Regions from separate parts of the Homo sapiens genome. Here all the other regions are linked to region 1. A link is a contact called in ENCODE Hi-C or POLR2A ChIA-PET data. All regions are on one chromosome and are shown on one strand. The core of a region is the stretch at or near the end of the contact, and the rest is flanking DNA. Distances in the headings are between cores, read along the strand shown. Region 1 holds the start of PPFIA3 (PPFI scaffold protein A3). Region 2 holds the start of AKT1S1 (AKT1 substrate 1). Region 3 holds the start of PTOV1 (PTOV1 extended AT-hook containing adaptor protein). Region 4 holds the start of FUZ (fuzzy planar cell polarity protein).

Region 1 (4,341 bases), core at 1-2,500:
CCCTCTTGTCTACCCGGAGCCTCCCTGATCCCGGGTCCCTTGTCCACCCCCCTTGCAGGTCCTTGGAGTCTCGAGGTTGAAACCACAGATCTGGACGTTCACGTGCACTCTCTTCCTGTACAGTATTTATTGTTCCTGGCACTTTATTTAAAGATATTTGACCCTCACTGAGTGTCTGTGTGTCTGTCCTGCATCCCTGGGTTGGTGTCTTGAGATGTGGAGGGAATGCGAGGAGCTGAGGTCAGGCCAAGCCGTTGAGAAGCCTTTTCCAGAGTCTGAGAACAGAGGTTAAGACCTCTCCCTAGGTCTGAAGGCGGAGACAGGCCGGCTTCCAAGAGACTAGTCCGAGGGCGGAGGGCGGAGGCAGGGACCCAGTCTGGGTCTGAGTGCTGGGGCAGAACTGAGGACAACGCTGCCTACCCTTAAGAGCGTCTGAGGGCGAAGGCCAAGTCCCTTCCTCCAGAGTCCTGAAACGCAGCCGGAGCCAGTGGGCGGCCTCTGTGTGGGCGGGGCGGAGCGAACCATTAGCCTCGTCCGCCGGGGGAACCCTGCAGGCCGCACTACTGTCTGCGTGGGAGTCGCGGGTGGGGGTGCCGCGTGCAGTTCCCGAGGCGGGCGCAGGGGTGCAGAATGAGGTGCCCTCGCCCACCGGGCGCTCACTCCACCTTCCAAACACAGCGCGTCTTTCCGGAAGCAGCCCCCGCCTTGAAATCCAACCTTTAGCCTCATCCCGCTGCCCGCCCAGCCCTCGTGTCCCGTGCGGCGCGAGGGCTAGTGCGCGCCACTGCCGGGAGCCGGGGTCGCGACTCGCGTTCCACGCCGCGCGCTACTCGCTCCAGGTGACATCATCCCCCTGCCGGGCTCCGCCTCCCGCCCCAGCCGCCTCACGCCGCGTGCCTATTGGTCGACGCGCCTTATGCCCCGCCTCTCGCTCTCCGCCCGCGCGACCCCTCCCGGCCGGTGTGGAGGCGGGGTCTAGTCGCCGGCCGGCGCCGACGCTCTCTCCCATTGGCCGCTCTTCGCCGTCTGTCAGTCTCCTGTTAAAGGGGCCACGACCGCCCGGGAGCCGTGGGGGGGGAGGGGGAGGGAGGAGGAATTTTTTTGGGGGGAAGGTGGGATTTGGGGGGCGCTGGTGGGCACCCCTGGATCTGGCGGCTGCGGCCTCGCGGGGGGAGGCTGATCGGTGACAGGGGCAGGGGGCTATTTTGGGGGTAGAAGGCAGTGAGAGCGTGAGGGGGAGGGGGGTCCCCAGCGCCCAAGCCGGAGCCAGAGACGCGGAGCCCGCGCGAGCGTCGGAGACAGGGCTCCAGGGCTCCGAAGCGACAGAGCCGGGCCCCGGCCGCTGCCAGGGGCCCCGCCCGGCCCCCCCACTCCACCCCACGTCCCTCCTGCAGCCCAGCTCCGCCCGCAGCCGCCGCGGACCAGGCAGGTAAGAGCCCGGCCCGGCCCTCCTGGCAGCGCCCACCCTGGGGACCCCTTGGCGAGCCTCCCCCGCCTCCCCGAGATCCCGGATTCCCTTCCTCATCCCAGGGGACCCCCGAGCCCAGATTTCACACCCCAACCCCGGGGACTCAGGCGTGCCCCTCCCGGCGCCCAGAGTCCCCGACCGAACCCTAGAATCCCGGGCGCACCGCCGCCTCGCGCCTCCTCCAGGGCCCAGGAGCTTGGATTTCCCGGTCCGGCCCCGGGACCCCTCCTAGAGCCTAGATCCCCCTTCCTGACCCTGTCCTGGGAGCTCCAGACACCCGCCGCGGCGGTGCCAGACTCCCCAGACGCGTCCGCATCGTCCCCGCTTCGCGCACTCCGTCTCCCGTCGCCAGCCTCGGGCTTGCACAGCCGGCTGCGTCCCACGGTCCAGGCAGGCTCGGCGGCCGCCCTGGACACAGGCCCGCTCTGGAGCTGTCCATGGTCAGCGCGCTCGGCAGCCTCGCCTCCCCCCACCTCCTGCCGCCGCCACCAGGGAGGGGGCGCAGGCGGCGCGGGGATCCCCCCGCCGCGCCTTTGACCCGGGAATACCCGGGCCCTCCCCGACCAGGGCGCCCCAGCCTCTGGGTTCTGCCGGCCAGGCTCGTGGCCCCGTCCTCGGCACCCCAGGTTCCTGGGACTCCAGCTGCTCCCTGAGGATCCAGGGCTTCTGAATTTTCCTATTCTGGTCGCCGTGGGGACCATGGCACCCGGGGATGCAGCTCCCACCCCGTTCGGGAAGCCTGTCCGTGTCTACACCTCTGCTGGCCCCAGGTGGTAGCCCTCACCCCGTCAGCACCTAGGAATCCTGTTCCCCAGCGTTTGCTCTGCTTAGAACCCCGCTGTGCCCTGCAGACACACAGACTTAGCCTCCTGGCACCCAGCATCTGCTCCCCGAGGGACTCAGGCGCCATGACTCCTTTCCTTTGGGGGACCCGGAATGTGATTCTCAATGCAGTTCTCTGACTTCTGTTCACACTCCCACTTGGGGACCTAAATGTCTTGGTCCCAGTCTCCTATCCCCTCAGGGACCCAGGAGTTCAGACCCCAGCTTCCGTACTGCCCACCAGCTTTTACTGAGGCTGTCTGCCTCAACCCTCTCTCCAAACAAGACCTCAGGCTCTCACCTTCCAATCCCCCATCATTTACCTCCACAAGGATTCAGGAGTCCAGGCTCCCAGCTCTGTCCACTGCCCTCCCCAGCAGGTATCTAGTTTCTCAGGTCTCACTTTTAGGAACCAGGTCTTCACAGCCTCATCACTCTGCCCCATCAACTTCACATCTCCTGTGGCCCTACCAAACCCCTGTCTCATCCTCATGTCACCCCAGGTGGCGGGCTTCAGGACTCTCTACTCTTTCCCCTAAGATGCAGCTTGTTGAGATGTTTCTAGCACTCCATTGCCCCCTGAGGCTCAGATGAGTTCCCCTTCTCCAAGTACACTCTCCCAGGCCAATGAGCCGAACACACATCACCTCCTCCAGATGTATTCTGTGGCCTGGGCTCATAAGGAGATCTAGAAGCTACCTGCTGCCATACAAATTTCTTTCTTTCTATTTATTTATTTATTTATTTTGAGACAAGGTCTCTGTTGCCCAGGCTGGAGTGCACTGGCACAATCACAGCTCACTGCAGCCTCCACCTCCTAGGCTCAGGTCATCTTCCCACCTTAGCCGCCTGAGTAGCTGGGACCACAAGCACTCACCACCAGGCCTGGCTAATTAAAAAAAAATTTTTTTGGCCAGGCGCGGTGGCTCATGCCGGTAATCCCAGCACTTTGGGAGGCTGAAGCGGGCGGATCACCTGAGGTCAGGATTTTGAGACCAGCCTGGCCAACATGGAGAAACCCTGTCTCTACTAAAAATACAAAATTAGCCAGGCGTGGTGGCACATGCCTGTAATCCCAGCTACTCAGGAGGCTGAGGCAGGAGAGTCGTTTGAACCCCGGAGGCGGAGGTTGCATTGAGCTGAGATCGTGCCACTGCACTCCAGCCTGAACGACAAGAGCGAAACTCTGTCTCAAAAAAAAATTTTATTTATTTATTTATTTATTTATTTTTTGTAGAGATGGGGGTTTCGCCATGTTGCCCAGACTGGTCTGAAACTCCTAGGCTCAAGGGATCCTTCTCTGTTGGCTCCCAAAAGTGCTGGGATTACAGGCATGGCCATCGCGCCTGGCCGGGCCACATTTCTTGTCGCACATGTGCTCTTGCATTGCTCCATGTTCTAGATTCCTTCTAAACACCAGAACACTCCCAGCTGATGTCTGTTCTGTGTTCCATTTTCATTCCAGGCATGGTCTGAGTTCTAGGCCAGATGCCAATTTTTTTTTTTTTTTTTTTGAGACGGAGTTTCACTCTTGTTGCTCAGGCTGGAGTGCAATGCTGCGATCTTGGCTCACCACAACCTCTGCCTCCCGCGTTCAAGCGATTCTCCTGCCTCAGCCTCCTGAGTAGCTGGGATTACAGGCGCCTACCACCATGCCCGGCTAATTTTTTGTATTTTTAGTAGAGATGGGGGTTTCTCCATGTTGGTCAGACTAGTCTCGAGTTCCCGACCTCAGGTGATCACCTGCCTCGGCCTCCCAAAGTGCTGGGATTATAGGCGTGAGCCACTGTGCACAGCCTTTGTTTTTTTCATATATTTAGATAAGACCCCTGAGCCAGATTCTGATCCCACCATATCCTCAGACATGTTCCAAAGTTCTAACAACAAGTCCTTCCTTCTTTGCTAAATGTTCATTTCAAGTGTGTTCCAGGTTTCAGCCACGTTGTTCTAGATTCCATTCTCTTCCCAGGAGCAATCTAACTTCTAAGATGTGTGTGTTCCAAGTATGTGCTCTAGGCTTCCTAATTCGTGCCATTGATTCTAGAATGCCC
Region 2 (4,341 bases), core at 1-2,500, 760 kb after region 1:
CCCACACCCCAAGATGTGAGGAACCTGAGCATGAACGCGGTAGCCATGGGGTGAGCGCCTGGGGCCACGCTCAGCTGCCCCGAGACCTCCCAACCTCGCCCGGGGTCCAGGGAGGACCCACTGGTCTAGGAAGAAAACAGGAAATCCCGCCCAGACGGAGGCCAGGACCGGAAGTCCCGCCTTTGGACGGGTGAGGGGCGCCCCGAGGCCCCCCAAACCATCCCCCGACCCCGTGGACGTGGTCCACGGCCCAGGTAGAGATCCCAGGCGCTCTGGAACCGCAAGGTGAGACTGTCTACGATTTGCCTCAGGTCTGACAGGACGATTCCCACGGGCGACCCCCTTCCAGCGCTCAGCAAAGGATCGCTGGCAGACCTCTGCCCTCTGATCTGTGCAGGCCATACCCCTCCCGTGAGCCGCTCGCCCTCCCAGCGCCCCGCTGCCTCAGGACGGCCAAATCCTCCCCACACCGCGGTTAACAACGCCGCCTCCACTCACGTGCCCGTAGCCAGCATGGCCGGCCCGGCGCCGTCACCGCCCTCAAAAGACATGGCGGCGCCTTGCGTCACGTCCGCGCAGTTGCCCCGCCTCCTCTCCGCACACTCCGCCTCCCTTATCGGGGCCGCCCGAGATCAAGATGGCGGCCACAGGGGCTTCATCCGAACCAGTTGACAAGGGTGACGACAGCTTGCCCCTAAGAAAAATGGCCCCGCCTAGAGCATTTCCATTTGCCCCCAACAATAATGGCCGTCCTCATATGCTCAATCATGACCACAGTAAACGAAGGCAAGCGACCTGACGTCCCTGACCCACAATAAACTTCTTCGACAAAAGTAGAGGAAATCGGTGCTCGTTAACAACATGGCAGCCAACCGGGCTTAATCAGCCCATAGTGTATATTGGCTCTCCCTCCCTCCAACCTGCTCCCATTCGGCACGAAGGCTGGCAAAGATCCAACACGGCAGCATTTCTTGCTTCGGTTTGCCAGGCTTCAAAATGGCGGCTCAGCCCGCTTTCTCGCGACGGTGACTCAGAAATTCGTCCGGGGCCGCTTCGTTTCTGGGGGCACTGACGGCTTCATCCCGTTATCCTGAGTCCCTCAGTGCCTCTTGTGGTGTACAGCTCCTCTCACCTCCTCTTCTCTTATCCGTTCGGCTCTTCCAGCTGTCGCGCCCCGCAGAGAGATGGGACAGCCCCGTATTAACATGGCCTTAGCTGACCGGCTTAGGCCATGCCCTCGAGCAAAATGGTACCTCCTTGGCTTCAATTCCAGTATACAATATGGAGAAGGAAGTGGGCGTTTCAAGGCGTGCTTGCCCCAGGTGGTGCAGCTCTCAGACCCTCCCACTTGTTTACTTCGTGGCGAGAGGGCGAACACTGCGCCTGCGCACTCTCCGTAGCCGGATCCACCTTCAGCGTCTGCGCCACGTGACTCCGATCCACCCTCGAGGTTCCAGTGGAATAACCCCCTTCTGAAAAATGGTTTCACCCGCTCCTTCTCTAGAACGGGTCGGGCCGCTACCACTGTCCGGCCCGGAGGGGAACTGTTTTCTCCGGAAGTGACAACACGCTGACTAGGAAAAGGAGGAGGCGGGGCAGTGGGGCCTTCGGCGGCGACTATGGAAGGAGCCGGCTACAGGGTAAGCACTGAGGACGCATTCCCTCGCTTCAGTGTATGCGAAACGCCCCGTCTAGTGATCAGCTCTTCTCTCAGGCCTTGGCTCTCGAGAATCCGGCACGGCCTTGGCAAACACCGATCTCTTATAAACGCGCCGTCACCCTCCCGTCCACCGCCCCAGGGAAGAACCTCCCATGGCCCCGCCCCCCCGGCTCAGGCGACTCCTTGAGCCCTGCCCCCTGTGGAACGCACGTCAGCATCCGAACGCGGGCTGGACCATTCTCCCCGCCTTGGTCCCGGGGCAATGGCCCTCCCGGCCCCGCCCCCTGAGGGTGGCTCCTCCCTGGGCCCGTCCCTATTGGCTCCCCAGGCTGGTCCCCTCGCTTGGGCCCCAGCCCTCGCTGGTTCCCCCCAACTCAGGTGGTGTTTGAGAAGGGCGGAGTGTACCTGCACACCAGCGCTAAGAAGTATCAGGACCGAGACTCTCTCATCGCTGGTGTCATCCGTGTCGTGGAAAAGGTGCGCTGGGAGGGAGCAGGGCTCGGACCCGCTCCGAGCGGGATGCAGGCGGTCTGGGATGCAGGCGGCAGCTGTAGGAGTTTGGTCTGGCGGTCAGCAGTGGGACCTGAAGAAGGCTGGGTGTGGGAACTGGAATGAGGGGCGGGACTTTGAAAGGCTGAGGGTAGAAACTGGGAAAGTTTGGAAATTTGCAACGGAAAGTTTTGGGAATGTGGTTTGGGGAGCGCCTCTAACCCCGCCTCCCTCCTTACCCTAGGACAATGACGTCCTCCTGCACTGGGCTCCTGTAGAGGAGGCTGGAGATTCCACCCAAATCCTCTTCTCCAAGAAGGTAGGCTCCACCCGCTTTGCCCTTCTCCACTCGCTTTTTTTCTAGGTCCGTGCTGTTGTAAGTCATTTGAGGGACCTGCGTACAATCCCAGACCTACTCGTGGGGCATGTGTGACCCTGTTTAGGCTTGGGTACTCTGCCTCTCCTTTTGCTCCTCTCTGTGAAATGGGCAGAGGATGCCCATTCAAGGAAAAAGAGCAGGGAGCATAAGACGCACGGTCGTGGGGACGGCTGACCCCTCTCTCCCTTTGCTTCTTGGGAGATCCCTGCCAGGGTGCAAGATGTGGATTCGAGTTGCTTGAAGGGAAATGGCATTTCCTCTGGTGCCAGAGGACAGGGCCTGACAGCCTACTCACCCACTTCGTCACTGCTCCCGGCTTTCCCTTCGTTATGTCTCCTGGGACTTCCCATGGCTGGACCCCGTCCTGGGCAATTCTGAGACCCAGAGATAAGTCAGATCCAGACCCACCTAAGCCCTGACCCTTACTCACTTTTTGAGAAACTGATAGATGAGGTCGAAAACGCTAGGAAGTGTTGGAACTTTTTGCACCCAGACAGTCTGATTCCAGATCCCCAACGCTTCCTGGGAGAGCAGACATTTGAGCTGGGACTCCCAGGATATGAAAGGACAAGAAGGTATTTCAGGGACAGCAGAACAACCTTCAAGGCACACGGAGAAGTTGGATGCCTCTGTAGGGGGGTTCTTTAGTGGGGAATGAGACCTCCATTGGAGCTGATGAGTTCCACCCAGGGGCCGGAAGTCAGTCGGCACCCACAGAGCTAGTGACGAGACACTGGAAGGCTGAGCTGACCACCTGCGCTGCCCCAGGGCAGGAGGATGAAGATGAAGATGAAGATGACTCTCCACCTTGCTCCACAGCCAAACACAGCCAAGGCACCAGGAAGTTGCGTTACATCACTTCCGCTTTCCAGGTTGGCCTGCATCTGGTTGGTAGAATTTGTCCTGTGTCCTGGATTCCAGCTGCAAAGAAACCTGGGAAATGTAGTGTGTTTTTTTTGTTGTTGTTATTGTTTTTTTTTTTTTTTTTTGACAGTCTCACTGTCTCAAAAGAGTGCAAAGTGGTATCTTATTGTGGTTTTGGTTTGTATTTACCTGGTGAGTACAACAGTGTCCATTGAGCACTCCGCAGCCTGACTGCAGAGCCACCTGCTGTGTAGCATGGACCTCCCCATGCAGTGGGAGACATGGGGTCAAGTCCTGGCTCGCTCTCTGGCTGCATTGGGTGACCCTGAGCAAGTGCTGTACTTTCTTTTTTCTTTTTTTTTTTTTTTTTTTAATGAGACAGAATTTGCTCTTGTTGCCCAGGCTGGAGTGCAATGGCGCCATCTCAGCTCACTGCAACCTCCGCCTCCCAGGTTCAAGCGATTTTCCTTTCTCACCCTCCCGAGTAGCTGGGATTACAGGCATGCGCCACCATGCCTGGCTAATTTTTTTGTATTTTTTTAGTAGAAACGAGGTTTCTCCATATTGGTCAGGCTGGTCTCGAACTCCCGACCTCAGGTGATCCGCCCGCCTCAGCCTCCCAAAGTGCTGGGATTACAGGCGTGAGCCACCGCACCCGGCCTGCTGTACCTTCTTTGTGCCTCAGTTTCCCTCTTTATTCAATGGGGCTATCTTCCAGGGTAGCCTCGAGGCTAAGATCTGAATCCATGGCCCCTTACTGTCTGCTCCTTTCCTCTCCTAAGGACTCCAGTGGGGGTGACTCATGTGCTTCTGAGGAGGAACCAACCTTTGACCCCGGCTATGAACCTGACTGGGCTGTCATCAGCACTGTGCGGCCACAGCTCTGCCACTCAGAGCCCACGAGAGGTAGGCTGAGGTGGCGGCCCTTGAGAAGCACGTGTGGGCCAGG
Region 3 (4,341 bases), core at 1,842-4,341, 730 kb after region 1:
GGTCTCCTAGTTAGCACACGACATTACATTCTTGTTTTTGAGACAGGGTCTCACTTTGTCACTTGGACTGAAGTGCAGTGGTGTGAACACGGCTCACTACAGCCTCAATCTCCTGGACTCAAGAGATCCTCCCACCTCAGCCTCCTGAGTAGCTGGGACCACAGGTGCATGCCACCATGCCTAGAAAATTATTGTTGTTTTTGTAGAGGTGGGAGTCTCACTGTGTTGCCCAGGCTGGTCTCGAGCTCCTGGGCTCAAGCAATCTTCCCACCTCAGCCTCCCAATGTGTTGGGATTACGGGCATGAGCCACTGCGCCCAGTAGAACATCACATTCTTGTATAAGCTCCACCCACAAACCACAATGAGTCATTTTTTTAAGTGGCTTGAGAACCTAAAGACATTTATGAAACAAACTGGGGGCTGAGTCTTCCTAGGTTTTTATAAGCTTTTTCATTAAATAATTTACAGTTGCTTTACTTGTACCTAACTTGGCAGCATTTTTTTTTTTTTAAGAGATGGAGTCTTGCTTTGTTGCTCAGGCTGGAGTTGCAGTGGTGAGATCTCAGCTCACTGCAACCTCCACCCCCTGGGTTCAATCGATTCTCCTGCCTTAGCCTCCAGAGTAGCTGGGACTACAGGCATACACCACCATGCCCGGTTAACTTTTGTATTTTTAGTGGAGACGGTGTTTCACCATGTTGGCCAGACTGGTCTTGAACTCCTGACCTGAAGTGATCTGCCCACCTCGGCTTCCCAAAGTGCAGAATTACAGGTGTGAGCCACCACGCCTGGCATGTTTTTCTTTTAACAACTCCCTTTTAGTCTTTCCAAAGCAAGCAATCTGGTTTGTGTATAAACAACTGTCTTGCATTAATTTCATTAGTTTGATAGTAAATTAAACAAGAACTTCTGGCATAAACAGGTTTGGATCAAACAGCTACCTTTCAGGAAGTAAACAGCTTGAGAGATGGAAGTGGAATTGCTTAGTCATAATAGTAGCCTGCTAGCCCCAGCAGTGGGCTTCACAGATGAAAAGGAAAGTGTCTTTCAAGTTGGTGGACCGAGTTAAGTGAGATGGTTTCAGAGAGTTTTGTTGCAGTATTACTGATAGAATTTCAGCCTACATTTTCATTTCACTTTCTGACATGAGTTCCCATTTTGCTCACTCTGGAGTACACCCTGGTATACCGCTCTCCATGCTTATACAATTCAGGGCATTCAAACTCACGTGTGTCCTGATGGGTTCTGAGGGATGGGAAGGCATTAACAGGTAGAGAACAGGAAGGATGGGAGAGAGATTTTTTGGGGGGCGGCAGCAGGGGCCACAGTACCAAGTTTGGATTTAATTCTAAAGGCACTGGGAAGCCATTGGATGGTTTTGATTATTGTAGTGACAGAGAAGGCAGCAAGAGTTAGGAGACGTCACCCAGGCAAGAGATCTTGATGGTTTGGACCAACAAGAATGGGGAGAAGTGAGGATTCCGGGAGATTAAAGCAGCTCCTGTTTTTTCTCCTTCCTGCTGCCAGGTTGTCCTCACATGGGTGATTGACAGGGCATTGGAGGTACCTGTTGATAACTAACTTGCAGTTTGTGTTCAGGGAGCACTGACTCCGTTTGGCCACAATGCAGGTTGGATTTGGGGTTTAAGGCTGGGCTCCAGTCAGCCCTCGGGAGCCCCTGGGCAGGAAAACATGGACAGGCCTACGGGTTCTTCTGCCATTTCACTGGCCACTCCTCCGTGTCCTTTGCTGGTTGCTTCTCATTGTCGTGACTGCTAAAGGGATGAGTGTCCCAGTCTCTTTGTGAGCTCATCCAGTCTCCATTCAAACACTGATGACTCCCGAATTTCTCTCTCCAGGCTATGACATCAATATCTATCTACATTGTTTAGTCAACATCCGAAACAGAAGTAGGGACTCCGTCTCTAACCTCCTACAGCTGTGTCTATTTCTCCTCTCTACCTTCACTCGACTCCGCCCACACTGGCTCCCTTTTATTCCTTCTACTTTCAGGATTTGTCTTTGCTGTTCTGTCCTCTTTGCACACTTTTCCAGCCATCTGGAATGGCAGGTTGCTCACAGGTCGTTTTCTTGACTTCCCTTGCTTGCTAACTTTACCTCGCTATGGTCATATCCCATCGCCCTGTGGATGTGCGCTAGTTAACACTTAGCACAGCCTGTGATTATGTCTCTCCCCAGTGGACCGTGGGGCCTGTGAGGGACGTGGTCTGATTCGGTCGTCGCCGAGCACAGAACTGGACAGGGTACTCATAACAGATTTTTGTTGTTGTTTTTAAAGAAAAGCTAACATTTGAGTAGTGACTGCGCCAAGCAGTCAAGCACAGCCCCTCGGGCTCGATCCCCATAACCACTCTAGGGTTAGGTATTACCCACGTTTAAGGAACAAAAATCGAGGGAAAAATCTTATACAACTACTAGTAAGTAGTCATTCCATTTTAGCAGAGCGAATGAGCGAATCCACGGAAGGCCGGGGAGCGACGTGAGTGGCGAGAAGCTTGGAGTCGCCAGGGACGGCGGGCGGAGCCTGGGCGCCGGGGCTAATGGGCGGAGCCTCCAGGGACAGCTGGCCCCGCCCAGGCCGCGCGGGGCCCGCTGGGAGTTGGAGTCCCTTGCCCACCTCGCCACGTCACCGACTGCAAACCTTCAGCTGTCTCAGGCTCGGGTGCAATCCGTACCCTCAGTGGGTTCCCTTTCAGTGGGTTCCTTTGTCCCCAGGCCCATTATTCCGTCCTCCCCTCTTCCCTGATGTATTTTGGCGCGGTCTCCTGGCTCTGCGGGCCCAGGGCTCCGGATGAGGTCTCCCGCCGTCCCGACCCCCGCAAGGGGCCAGCTTGGTGTCGCCTTCGTTCTTCTGCCACCCCATTCGGTAGGGGCTCCCGTTCCCGCCACGCCCCCTGAAGTTGTGGCTCGCGCGTCTTCCCAGGACTCCCCCGCGCCGGAGAGGCCCGCAGGACCGCCGAGCCCACACTCCGCTCCCGCCCGGGCCCCGCTCCCCCGCGCCGCCTTGGTACGCTCCGGCCACGCCCCCTCGGACGCGCTTGGTACGCGCCGGGCTCCCCCGCTCGCCTCAGTGGTTCGGCCGCGGCGACCCCACTCCGGCGGCGCGTCCCCCGAGCTTGGTACGGCTCAGCCCGTCTCCCCCGAAGCCGCGCGCCCGCGCCCGCGCCCCTCAGTCGGTGGAGCCCGCAGCCCCCCTTGTGGCCCGCGGCAGCTCCCCGCCCGCTCGGCCCGCGCCCGCCATGGTCCGTCCGCGCCGTGCCCCGTACCGCTCCGGCGCCGGGGGCCCCCTCGGGGGTCGCGGCCGCCCTCCGCGGCCCCTCGTGGTGCGCGCCGTCCGCTCGCGCTCCTGGCCTGCCAGCCCCCGAGGCCCGCAGCCTCCGCGGATCCGGGCCCGCTCGGCCCCTCCCATGGTGAGCCCCCCGCCCTTTTTCCAGAGCCTTCCACGGCCCCGCCCCCCCAGCCCCTATCCCGGGCTCACGCCTTTGTCCGCAGCCCCCGCCGCTCCGGGGTGTCCCCTGTGGCCCGAAGGGTGGTCCCGCCCGGGGCCGGGTTCCCCCGTGGAGCACCCGGTGGTTCGCGCCGCGCTCTCCCCTTTGTTGCGCGTTCGGGCCGGGGTGGGGGGTTGGGGGACGGGGGCGGGGCGGGCTCATATTACTGCTGACTCCGCGGCCCGATTTAAACGCGGGCTGGGGGCGGCAGACAGGCAGCCGGCACGCTCGCTTGTTTTTCCTATTGGAGAGTTGCTCGCTCTCCGGGCAGGAAACCTGGAAATGGGGGCGGTTTTGGGGGACAGCGGCGAGGGAGGGGCCCGCGCTTTGTACCAGCGCCCCCAGATGTCGCACCCGTGGGCGTTCTCCCCTGGCGGCCGCTCCGTGCCCGTGGAGTGCGCACCTAGAATACGCGCCCGCGCCCACATGTGGGATGCTTTGATGGACTGCCGTGAGCCCAGACCTTAAACGTAAACATTCAGCTTCGCAGGTACTTTGGGCTGCACACGCTTCTCCGGACCCAAAAGATGCACATGCTTTTCAGAAACCGTAAGGTTTACCTGGGGCTGTAAAACCGCACATCGCGACTTTGCACCGTGCACACGCTTGCCCCGATGTGAGATTTCCCCTGGGTTCGCGCTCGGGTCCGCTTCTTAAATACACTGCCTCAGCGGTGTGGATGGCACAGAGCTGTGGCAGCCCTACTGAAACCTTAAACAGGCTTCCTGGGGTCATAAACATGGATACCGAGACTTAGATCACCTCCCACAACTTAAACGTACCCCTTCACTCCACTGCCTTCGCCCCTTCCTGCAGCATTCGCATCTAGTT
Region 4 (4,341 bases), core at 59-2,558, 690 kb after region 1:
TGTAATCCCAGCTACTTGGGAAGCTGAGGCACGAGAATCGCTTGAACCTGGGAGGCAGAGGTTGCAGTGAGCCGAGATCAAGCCACTGCACTCCAGCCTGGGCAACAGAGCGAGACTCCGTCTCAAAACAAAACAAACAAACAAACAAAAGATTCCTGGGTTCTGAGGAAGGAAGTGTTGGTGGTCTGCACTCCTAGGTCTGAGGGAAAAGGATGCTGAGATCTCAGATTCCTGGTCTGGGGAGAAAAGAGGACTGGTGAGTCTCACCATGGCTCCAAACACCATTTGGAGTAGTCTCTCCAGCCTCAGCTCAGAGATGCCCACCTCAGATGACAGAACAATGAGGGTGATGCTGTGGAATGGAAGTGAGAAGAATGAGTCAAGGCCTGGGGAATCAGGAAGGGGTATGTTGGAGTCCGCCCATTGATCCTAGAACACCAGATACATCCTCTCTCAGACCAACCTGCCTTTCTTATAGAGAACATCAGGGATCAAAGAGGGTAACTGGCTTGCTAAAGATCCCATAGCCAAATTAACAGCTGCTTTTAGAGAGCTGGAAGGCCTCCGGGGTCATCTTCAACAGGGACTATCACCCAGGCCCTGTCCCTGTCCCACGTTCCCTCCTGGGGACCTGTCATGGAAGCTTTTCCACACCACAGTCGTGTTCTCGGTCCTCGCAGAGCTCAGCTGCACCTCCAGATTCTGCCCAAACATGTGGACTCCATTGAGGGAACCGATGACAGAGAACGGGAGCTAAGGAGGGGTTAGGGACATCAGACAAGAGCACCCCCCCATCCCCTTCCCCCTTAGGACCCAAGTGTGCCAGCTCCCAGCCCCATCCTCTTTCCATATGACCTGGCAGTGCCTCTTTGGGGAACCAGGCTTATTGGTCCATTGCCTCCTCGGTCCTACAAATTCAACACTGAAACTTCCCCAGCCCCTACTGCCTTGAAGACCCAGAGTCAAAACACCGAACCCCCTTCGGTTTAGATACAGGCGTCCAAGGCCCCACCTGCTGACGGGCGGGGGCGCCGCCGCGACTGCTCCTGCAGAATAGGGGGACCCCGCTGGAGGCCGCGAGGCACAGCAGATGCACAGTGCCGCCCGTCCCCTCCTCCCCCATTTAGGACTCCCACCGCGGTCCCTCACGTGGGGACTGTCAGTGCGGGTCTTGGAGCATGGCGGTAATCAGAGTAACTCGGCCTGTGGTCCGGAGCCGCCAGAGGGCGAGATGGGGAGCTGATTGGAAGAGGATTAACTTCCCGCCTTCTTCACCCAACTCAAACAGACCCTCAAACCCTATTCAGGCACCTCCCCCAAACCCATTAGGTTCTCTTCCGCCCTAGCCGGAAGTCACGGTACCCCTAACAAAGATGGCGGCAAATTGAATTTGCAAAGCTTTCTAGTTTCTCCGAGGAGGTAAAGAGAACCAAGAAGCCGGATTGAAGATGATGACTGCGCCAAGGCGTTGCCTAGCCACCATCCTGTAGGCTTTGATGATTTACATTCTAAACGGAAAAAACAGCTGTGCCCGGATCAAAGATTGCGATGGTCCCAAAGCATTGCCTAGCAACCACATTCCCTGTAGGTTTCCAGTATATAGTAGTAAACAATGTGCCCTACTCAAAGATGGCGACCGTGGCGGGGCGTTGCCAAGCAACCACCATTCAGCCTGATATCCATTCCAAGGCTGTAAACAGCTGTGCCCTGCTCAAAGATGGCGGCACGTCGAAGTCCGAGCACCCTCCTTGGGGCGAAATCGAGAAAAACACCATCTCCCCTACAACCTTCGAGGGTGGTTGAGTCCAGCGATCGTTGCCTAGTAACCACTAAAAAAAAGGTTGTTTTTGTTATTAGAAAAAAGAAAACAAGGAAATCCTTTATTTTCCAGAATAATAAAAATAATATCATTTCTGTAATGAATTTATACATGATAGCATACCATGTAAAATGTGAAAAATCCCTTCCCCAATTTTTTTCCTAAAATACAGTTTAACGTAGACTATTCATACGTTTTCACAAAGATGATCAATATACTAACATTTCCACACTTTCTTTTTTGCCATGAAAAAGTATGTCTATTTCATCTTAATAATGTATTTTTATAATCTATTTTATGGATGTGACAAATTGATTTGACCAATTCTGTATTGATGTACATTAGGTTGTTGAACTCCTCCAGACTAGCCAACTAGTGCTGGGACAGCATTTTACTGACTTTTTAAAATGCCCTTATGAATATTTTTATTATTTTACACAGGCAGCATTTACTTGTAATGACAAAAGTATTTATGATTCATTTTTCCCTTCCTCTTCCTTCTTGCAGATCAGCCCATCTTTCTAGCATAATTTTTAATTTTCCTACTTCCTAAAGTACATCTTTTTCTCTTTTTTTTTTTTTTGGGAGAGGGGACAGGGTCTCGTTCTGTCGCCCAAGGTGGAGTGCAGTGGAACCATCTCGGCTAACTGCAACCTCCGCCTCCAGGATTCAAGCGATTCTCCTGCCTCAGCCTCCTGAGTAGCTGGGATTACAGGTGTGCCCCCACCACGTCCAGCTAATTTTTGTAGTTTTTGTGGAGACAGGGTGTCGCCATGTTGCCCAAGCTGGTCTCAAACTCTTTGGCTCAAATGATCCACCCACCTCAGCCTCTCAAAGTGCTGGGACTACAGGCAGGAGCCACCATGCCTGGCCTAGGTACCATTTTAATCTTCCTTCTTGCCTATTGATATTTTTTTTCCTTTCTCTGGATTACTTTTATCTTCCTTACAACTTTATTAAAATGTTAGTTACACAGGCATAAAAGAGGGGGCTGCTCTAGATGAAAAGAAACTTGAGACATAATGTCTAAATATGTGTGTGGTCTTTGTTTGGATCCTGATACAAATAAACCAACTGTAAAAACACATTTTGAGACAATTGGAACGTTTGATTACACACTTACTGTTGGATGATACTAAGAAGTTAATTTTGTTACAGGTAACAATGGCATACTAGTAATGTAAGAAAGTGTTCATAAAATTGGAAAGATGCCTGCCAAGCACACAGGAGTAAAATCATATGATTGTATGGATTTGAAGGCTTCAGCAGGCCAGGCGCGGCGGCTTACGCCTGTAATCCCAGCACTTTGGGAGGCCAAGGTGGGCGGGTCACCTGAGGTCTGGAGTTCGAGACCAGCCTGACCAACATGGAGAAACCCCGGCTCTACTAAAAATACAAAATTAGCTGGGCGTGGTGGCGCATGCCTGTAAACTCAGCTACTCGGGAGGCTGAGGCAGGATAATCGCTTGAACCCAGGAGGTGGAGGCTGCCGTGAGCCGAGACTGTGCCATTGCACTGCAGCCTGGGCAACAAGAACAAAACTCCATCTCAAAAAAAAAAAAAAAAAAAAAGCTTCAGCAAATGAGACTGTCTCAAAAAAAAAAGGGCTTCCGCAGGCTCACTGCCTATAATCCGGGCACTCTAGGAGGCCAAAACGGGTGGATCACCTGAGGTCAGGAGTTTGAGACCAGCCTGGCCAACATGGTAAAACCCTGTCTCTAACAAAAATACAAAAATTTGCCTGCGAGGTGGCACACACCTGTAGTCCCAGCTACTGGGGAGGCAGAGGCAGGAGAATCGGTGGAACCAGGGAGGCAGAGGCTGCAGCGAGCCGACACTGCGCCACTGCACTCCAGTCTGGGCGACAGAGCGAGATTTTGTCAAAAAAAAAATAATAAAATAAAAAAAAATAAAAATAAAAATAAAAGATAAAAGAAAAATAGAAACCCAATAAAAAATAATTTTAAATGATAAAGGTAAAAACCTTTATCATTAGGCTTTCTGTAAGTACTTTTCAATTGGTGATTATTATTATTATTATTACTTTTTTTTTTTTGAGACAGCGCCTCGCTCCGTCCCCCAGGCTGGAGTGCAGTGGCGCGATCTCTGTTCACTGCAAGCTCCGCCTTCCGGGTTCACGCCATTCTCCTGCCTCAGCCTCCGGAGTAGCTGGGACTACAGGCGCCCGCCACCACGCCCCGCTAATTTTTTTTTTTTTTTTTTTGGATTTTCAGTAGAGACGGGGTTTCACCGTGTTAGCAAGGATGGTCTCGATCTCCTGACCTCGTGATCTGCCCGCCTTGGCCTCCCAAAGTGCTGGGATTGCAAGCATGAGCCACTGCGCCCGGCCTGTTTTTTTTGTTTTTTTTGTTTTTTTTTTGAGACAGTCTCGCTCTGTCGCCCAGGCTGGAGTGCAGTGGCGTGATCTCGGCTCACTGCAACCTCTGCCTCCCGGGTTCAAGCGATTCTCCTTGCCTCAGCCTCTCGAGTTGCTGGGATTACAGGTGGGCACCACGACGCCC

The links. A loop is a pair of places that touch in the nucleus more often than their neighbours do. ChIA-PET counts read pairs that join two places held with the same protein, here RNA polymerase II (POLR2A). Pooled maps may share reads with other maps.
Region 2: a loop to region 1 is called in a pooled map, with 7 times the contacts of the local background. The contact joins the promoter of AKT1S1 here to the promoter of PPFIA3 in region 1. A Hi-C loop is called at or near these places in 1 of 37 single-sample maps with no recorded cell type and 13 of 50 pooled maps. POLR2A ChIA-PET finds 5 or more read pairs at or near these places in 3 of 52 experiments (HEK293, PC-9 and RWPE1).
Region 3: a map of CD8-positive, alpha-beta T cell shows a loop between it and region 1 (6-fold over the local background). The contact joins the promoter of PTOV1 here to the promoter of PPFIA3 in region 1. A Hi-C loop is called at or near these places in 1 of 168 maps with a recorded cell type or tissue (CD8-positive, alpha-beta T cell), 1 of 37 single-sample maps with no recorded cell type and 12 of 50 pooled maps. POLR2A ChIA-PET finds 5 or more read pairs at or near these places in 3 of 52 experiments (HEK293, K562 and RWPE1).
Region 4: a loop to region 1 is called in a map of B cell, with 9 times the contacts of the local background. The contact joins the promoter of FUZ here to the promoter of PPFIA3 in region 1. A Hi-C loop is called at or near these places in 1 of 168 maps with a recorded cell type or tissue (B cell) and 6 of 50 pooled maps. POLR2A ChIA-PET finds 5 or more read pairs at or near these places in 1 of 52 experiments (A673).

The regions. Positions count from the first base shown.
Region 1 is chr19:49,118,294-49,122,634 of GRCh38, forward strand. PPFIA3 (PPFI scaffold protein A3) reads left to right here and starts at 1,251. Exons shown (of 30, transcript NM_003660.4): 1 at 1,251-1,429. LIN7B (lin-7 cell polarity scaffold B) reads left to right here. Exons shown (of 6, transcript NM_022165.3): 6 at 59-167. The coding sequence ends at 80. C19orf73 (chromosome 19 open reading frame 73) reads right to left here and starts at 850. Exons shown (of 1, transcript NM_018111.3): 1 at 109-850. The coding sequence starts at 729. The coding sequence ends at 340. RefSeq lists enhancers at 161-672, 2,035-2,535 and a silencer at 862-1,081.
Region 2 is chr19:49,876,105-49,880,445 of GRCh38, forward strand. It overlaps AKT1S1 (AKT1 substrate 1), which reads right to left and starts at 1,251. Exons shown (of 5, transcript NM_001098633.4): 1 at 1,133-1,251. TBC1D17 (TBC1 domain family member 17) reads left to right here and starts at 1,598. Exons shown (of 17, transcript NM_024682.3): 1 at 1,598-1,640; 2 at 2,039-2,137; 3 at 2,394-2,468; 4 at 4,175-4,298. The coding sequence starts at 1,620. RefSeq lists enhancers at 1-831, 415-1,054, 1,235-1,574, 1,792-2,751 and a silencer at 1,795-2,084.
Region 3 is chr19:49,848,068-49,852,408 of GRCh38, forward strand. PTOV1 (PTOV1 extended AT-hook containing adaptor protein) reads left to right here and starts at 3,092. Exons shown (of 12, transcript NM_001394010.1): 1 at 3,092-3,432. The coding sequence starts at 3,262. PTOV1-AS1 (PTOV1 antisense RNA 1) reads right to left here and starts at 3,609. Exons shown (of 4, transcript NR_040037.1): 1 at 3,501-3,609. RefSeq lists enhancers at 910-989, 2,791-2,900 and silencers at 2,481-2,560, 3,001-3,290.
Region 4 is chr19:49,811,984-49,816,324 of GRCh38, forward strand. FUZ (fuzzy planar cell polarity protein) reads right to left here and starts at 1,309. Exons shown (of 11, transcript NM_025129.5): 1 at 1,013-1,309; 2 at 632-753; 3 at 268-352. The coding sequence starts at 1,123. RefSeq lists enhancers at 1,180-1,986, 1,373-1,612, 1,823-1,872.